2 separate regions of the Homo sapiens genome follow, and region 2 is linked to region 1. The links are chromatin loops, found by intact Hi-C in ENCODE. Cell type or tissue: mammary epithelial cell. All regions are shown on one strand. Each heading gives the region's core, and the rest is flanking DNA. Links, peaks and the distances in the headings are about the cores only. Region 1 has its middle 1.5 kb from the start of SYT12. Region 2 overlaps PC (pyruvate carboxylase).

What was found. Peaks named below come from ENCODE experiments on the same cell type or tissue, not always from the same donor. Only the 100,000 strongest peaks of a DNase experiment are listed, where the experiment ranks them.
Region 2: it touches region 1 in a loop (2.1-fold over the local background); 3 of 110 quality-filtered maps call a loop at or near these places.

What each region holds. Positions count from the first base shown.
Region 1 is chr11:67,020,206-67,023,079 of GRCh38, reverse strand. It overlaps a transcript of SYT12 not described here. Among named protein-coding and RNA genes, the nearest start is that of SYT12, 1.5 kb to the left of the region's middle. RefSeq lists an enhancer at 457-1,656. In mammary epithelial cell, for the core only: a CTCF peak has its summit at 1,173 (motif pointing right); a DNase peak (open chromatin) is centred at 539; H3K4me3 peaks cover 300 bases; H3K27ac peaks cover 773 bases.
Region 2 is chr11:66,881,839-66,884,740 of GRCh38, reverse strand. The region is part of intron 3 of PC (pyruvate carboxylase); the gene reads left to right. Among named protein-coding and RNA genes, the nearest start is that of LRFN4, 26 kb to the right of the region's middle. RefSeq lists enhancers at 1,290-2,027, 2,028-2,765. In mammary epithelial cell, for the core only: a CTCF peak has its summit at 1,394 (motif pointing right); a DNase peak (open chromatin) is centred at 960.

The sequences.
Region 1 (2,874 bases), core at 1-2,500:
TCCCACGCCTGGGGACAGGGGTGGGTGGGGACGTGCCCACAGGCCTCTGAGAGGCAGGCCAAGCACTGGACTCAGAGCCAGCCGGCCTGGGTTCTAGCCCCAGCCTCCGCGCCCTGGGTTATCCTGTTCTCTTTCTAGGCCTCAGTTTCTTTACCTTAAAAACGGACCCGATACTGCGCACCTCCGGGAGCCAAGGAAAACAGCGACAGGAGGCGCAGCGGAAAGTTTCCCCTTTTCTGAATGGATAATTACTCCCTCCCACCACGATTGAGCTGTAGGTCAGCTCTGTGCTGGTGCCTTACAACATCATCTCAGTCCTCACCGTGGCCTAATCTGGTCGTGGTGACTCCATTTTTTACATGAAGAAACAGGCTCAGAGAGGTGACCAAGGTCACAGAGCCAAAGGTCAGAGCCAGAATTGAACCCAGGTCTGTGTGACTTCAAACTCCATACCTTTAACCACTAAGGGGTCGTGCTTTCTCTCCCAAAGGAATGAATGAATCATTCAGGAGATATTTATGACGCCCCCGCAGGGGCTGGGCACAGTGCCAGGTGTGGGCGATCTTCCATCTTCCGGGAACAGGGGACAGGTCCCTCCCTGCCCGCGCAGTCTGGCAGTGAGGCACGGCTTGCACTGGGAGGGGCTGGGTGCGGGGGAAGGTGCCACATGTTGTGGGCACAGTAACCAGGGGAGCAGGCTGGGTGGACACCTGGGGAGACCTCTCCAACGGTCTGGGGTGGGGGAGGAAGAGGGGCGAGGATCCCAGATGGGGAGCAAGTGTGCAAGGGTGGCAGTGCTTCCTGGCTCATCTACACTCTGGGCCTTTAGAGCTGAGGGCAGCCTGTGGGCACTGACCTCTCAGTGGAGGCTGGGTCTGTGCTGGCTTGGTGCAGTGTGGGCATCCTTGGTCTAGAAGACAGGATGCTGGGGAGCCCTAGAAAGAGAGTTGCATCTGGCTAACACGGTGAAACCCCGTCTCTACTAAAAATACAAAAAAATTAGCCAGGTGTGGTGGCGGGCGCCTGTAGTCCCAGCTACTCGGGAGGCTGAGGCAAGAGAATGGCGTGAACCCAGGAGGCGGAGCTTGCAGTGAGATCGCGGCGACTCCGTCTCAAAAAAAAAAAAAGAAAAGAAAAAGAAAAAAAGAAAGAGAGCTGCATCTTACCTTCACCCACAGGGGGCGCTTTTGTCTTCATTTCATTTCCTGGACCTGGAACAGAACAAAGAGAAAGGGCATTATCATGGGGCGGGGGGCCTGGGTAATGGGCCCTGAGCTTTCACTGCCATTTCCCATTTAACTCAACCTTCACAGCCAGCTGCAGCTTTGGTACGATTGAGTCCATTTGAGTCCATTTTCTTCGCAGGACACCCAGGCCTGGGGAATGAATGGCCGAGTTTCTGGTTTGGAAGGGAGTTGGGAGTCAGACACATCATCAGGGCATAAAAGGGGCCAGACTCTAATAGGGTATTCTACCCAAGCAACAAAAGACAAAGTTGAGGCCAGGCACAGTGGCTCAAGCCTGTAATCCCAGCACTTTAGGAGGCTGAGGTAGGGCGGATCACTTGAGGCCAGGAGTTCGAGACCAGCCTGGCCAACATGGTGAAACCCCGTCTCCACTAAAAATGCCTGTAGTCCCAGCTACTCAGGAGGCTGAGGGAAAAGAATTGCTTGAACCTGGGAGCATAGGCTGCAGTGAGCCGAGATTGGCCTGGGCAGCAGAGCAAGACTCCATCTCAAACAAACAAAAAAAAAAAGCAAAGTTGAGGCTGGTCCAGTTCTGGTGTCACACTGGGGAGCTGATGCAGGGGCGGGAGTGAGCTTGAAATGAGAGATCTTGTCAATTTCATGTTGAACACCCTTCAATGATCAGAAAAGCGTACACGGGTGCACCAAAAGACAAGGATAGAATGTTGACAGTAGCCCCAAACAGGAGACCACAAATGCCCATTATGAATCAAATGCACAGATGCATTGTGGTGTAGTGACACAATGGAAGACTGTGCCACTAAGAAGAGAAGCAAAACTACAACCACTAATGAAAGGCGAGTGAATCCACCTTTCAGGCTCACGCCTGTAATCCTAGCACTTTGGGAGGCCGAGGCAGGTAGATTGCCTGAGCTCAGGAGTTCGAGACCAGCCTGGGTAACAAGGTGAAATGCCGTCTCTACTAAAAAATACAAAATTAGCTGGGCGTGGTGGTATGCACCTATAATCCCAGCTACTCGGGAGGCTGAGGCAGGAGAATCGCTTGAACCCAGGAGGTGGAGGTTGCAGTGAGCTGAGATCACGCCACTGCACTCCAGCCTGGGCGACAGAGACTCCGTCTAAAAAAAAATGGTGGGTGAATCTCACAAACGTACTGCTGAGCAACAGAAGCTGGACACAGAGAACGCTGCTGATGGATGCATTTATAGGAGGTTCAAAGACAAGCAAAACTACTCTGTGCATGGGACTCTGGTCCCCATGGGGGTGGTGACTAGAGGGGCCTACGGGAGGATGCTGGGGTGCTGGTCACATTCTGGTTTTGATCTCAGTGCCCATCTCCTGGGTGTGTTCACTTTGTGAAAATTCATGGCATTGTACACTGATGATTTGTACACTTTTGTGCATGTGTGATATGCTTCTGTACAATTTACAAAAACAAACACATCTCATGTGGCTGCATGCTGCACTGGAAATGGAAGCCAAACTCCTTTCTGGGGCCTACAGACCCTGCTGGCCTCTCTGAACTTTCATGCCACCATCCCTGTCACCTGCTGAGCTCCTGCCTCCTGGGCCTTCTGGCCTTCCTGACGCCTGACAAGCCATTCTCCGCCTCAGGGACTCTCCCTTGCTGGTCCCTTTGCTTGGAGTGTTTTCCCTGCTCTCACCA
Region 2 (2,902 bases), core at 257-2,756, 140 kb after region 1:
TGGGTGGCTTTTAAACAACAGACATTTATTTCTCACAGTTATGGAGGCTGGAAGTCCAAGATCAAGGTTTCAACATATGGGTGTGGGGGGCACAGGCACGCTCTGCATTAGTCTGGGAGGTGCTTTTTGCTGACCTTGTCCTTCAGACCCTCTCTCTGTCCTGTCAACATCACTTTGGGCTCTAATCAATATGTATGGGACATTTGTGTGTCCCACTAGTGTGTGTGTGCTGTTCCCAGGAGGGGCCAAGCCTTACTAATCTTTATCTGAATGCTCCATAATATTTCTAGGTAAATCTTTTTTTTTAACTAATTGATTAATTATTTTTTGAGACAGAGTCTTGCTCTGTTGCCCAGGCTGGAGTGCACTGGGACCATCATGGCTCACTGCAGCTTCAACCTTCTAGGTTCAAGCAATCCTTCTGCCTCAGGCTTCCAAGCAGCTGAGACTATCTATGGGCACCACCATGCCCAGCTAATTTTTTTTTTTTTTTTTTGAGATGGAGTTTTGCTCTTGTTGCCCAGGCTGGAGTGCAATAGCACGATCTCAGCCCACCGCAACCTCTGCCTCCCACGTTCAAGCGATTTTCCTGCCTCAGCCTCCCAAGTAGCTGGGATTACAGGCGTGTGCCACCATGCCCGGCTAATTTTGTATTTTTAGTAGAGATGGGGTTTCTGCATGTTGGTCAGGCTGGTCTTGAACTCCCAACCTTAGGTGATCCACCCGCTTCAGCCTCCCAAAGTGCTGGGATTACAAGTGTGAGCCACGTGCCAGGCCACACCCAGCTAATTTTAAAAAGTTTTTTTTTTAATTTTTTGGCAGAGACAGGATCTCAATATGTTGCCCAAGCTGATCTCAAACTCCTAGACTCAAGTGATACCCCTGCCTCGGCCTCTTAAAGTGCTGAGATTACAAGCATGAGCCACCACGCCTCACGGTGAATCTTAACAGCCTCATGCCACTCTGCAACCTCATTGTGACCTGAAGTATTTCTTCACTGATTCATTCCCTCAGACATTTATTTAGTTCTGGTCTTACGCACTGTACAGAGTGCCAGGGAGATGTGGGGACAAAAGAGACCAGGGATCCTGTGCCCAGGGCCCTAACAGTGTCTATTAAAGGAGACAAGACGGGTCAACAAATCTTTATAACATTAAATGCTCTTTGCTGAGGACACAGACGCCACGGAGACCTCATGGAGAGCCCCCTGAGCAGGACGATGGGTGGGGCACAGACAAGGACAGAGCTGAGGGAGGTGGCTGCCCGGGGAATATAGGGAAGGCATTCCTGAGCCTACTCCTATAGGATGTGGAGGAATGGGGACAAGTGACCTTCCCATGTGAGCCCTGCCCACACCCCGTGCTGCAGGGTCGGCAGGAAGCTGGCTCCTCGTGCGCCAGGGGGCAGTGTTGGCCCTGAAATTCTCACTGCTTTCCAGTGAGGCTGGGATGGAGCAGCCACCTCACTGCAGGCCCTCGGGACCCCTCACTCTGCTTTCTCTGAGACCCCCTTTGTCCCCCAGTCCACAAGTCCCGAGACCATGGCGCCAGTCGCCTCGGTGCCACCCTTTCCCCCTCGGCTGCTCCTTTGAATAGAGGGTTGCCAGGGCGATGAGGAGCCCTGCTGGCACTGTTCACTGCTGTTCGTCGCCGCAGTGCCACTTGGAGCAGCCGGCGCTCCTGGGGGCCCAGAGCCCGGACAGCTGAGCCTCGGCGAGCACCCGTGCTGTGTCTGTTTCCGTCTTTGGTATTGTCTCTCTCCTGTCTTCTGTGTCTGTCACCTGCATTGTTTCCAGCGTCCTCCCTTCTGCCCCCCCTGCCCAGAAATCTCAGCCTCAGTCTGTCCTCTCTTGGGTGCTTTGATATCAGCCGTGGCAGCCCTGAGAGCCAGGTGGAGTCGTTCTTTCATCTGTCCCTCTTGGCTGCCAGCCCTGGGGCCCGTCGGACATGTTTAGAGCAGAGCCGCCTGGGGAGAGCGGCCCCATCCGTCAGAGCTGCCACCGCCGCAGCCCCGAGTGCTCTGCCAAGAGCTCTTTCTTTCTGGTTCTGACCTGCTTTCACTGGCAGCTGTGGAGCCCAGCTGGGGCTAGGGGCACAGCCTGGTGCGGGTGCTGGTGCTGGGGGCAGCTGGGCCCATAGGAAGTAGGTGTGTGGAGCTTTGTTGGTTCGGAGGTTCCTGGGGCCTGTTTCTGAACCACACTTCTTTCTTCTCTGCCCTCTGCTGCTCTCCAGCACACCTCTGAGGATTTGCTGAGGGACCCAGGTGCTCTGCTGGGCTTTCAGAACCAACTTGCTGGCCACCCGCCCCTGAAGCAGGGCCTGGTCTTTCCCTTCCTCTGCGGCCTCTTGCCCACTGCTGCCCTCTGAGGCTGCAGGAGACGCTCTGTGAGGACAGGAATATGTAGGACGAAGCGATGTGGGGCCTCAGCTGCAGCAGCTCTTAGGTGGCGCCCTGCCCTGGTCCCCAGAAAGGCTGCTGAGCACTGGGGCCACGTTGTTGTCTGGAACAAAACTTGGGGGATGATGGCCTGACAGCAGGATTCTGTGCTCCTTCTGGTTGCAAGAGGCATCCTGGGAGATGTAGTTCAGGTCTGAAGTAGTGGGATTTCAGGGACATTTTGATGATTTATTAGACAAATTGAAACTGCCTTGGCTTATCTGGGACATGTGACTGCTGACATTGTTCGTCAGCTCTCGTTGGGAAGCTCTGAGTGCCACTGGTGGCCCTGCTGGAGGCCAGGCCAGTGACAGTTTTATCAGAAGTGGGGTTTTTGGTTTTGGTATTTTGGTTTCCAAGTGCCTGTCACACTGTGCTCCTGATGAAAGCCGTGACTTACTCCTTTAGTTGAGTGAAGAGTCCATAGGCCAACTCTGATGGGTCCGAGCTCCTGCTCTGGAGGGGG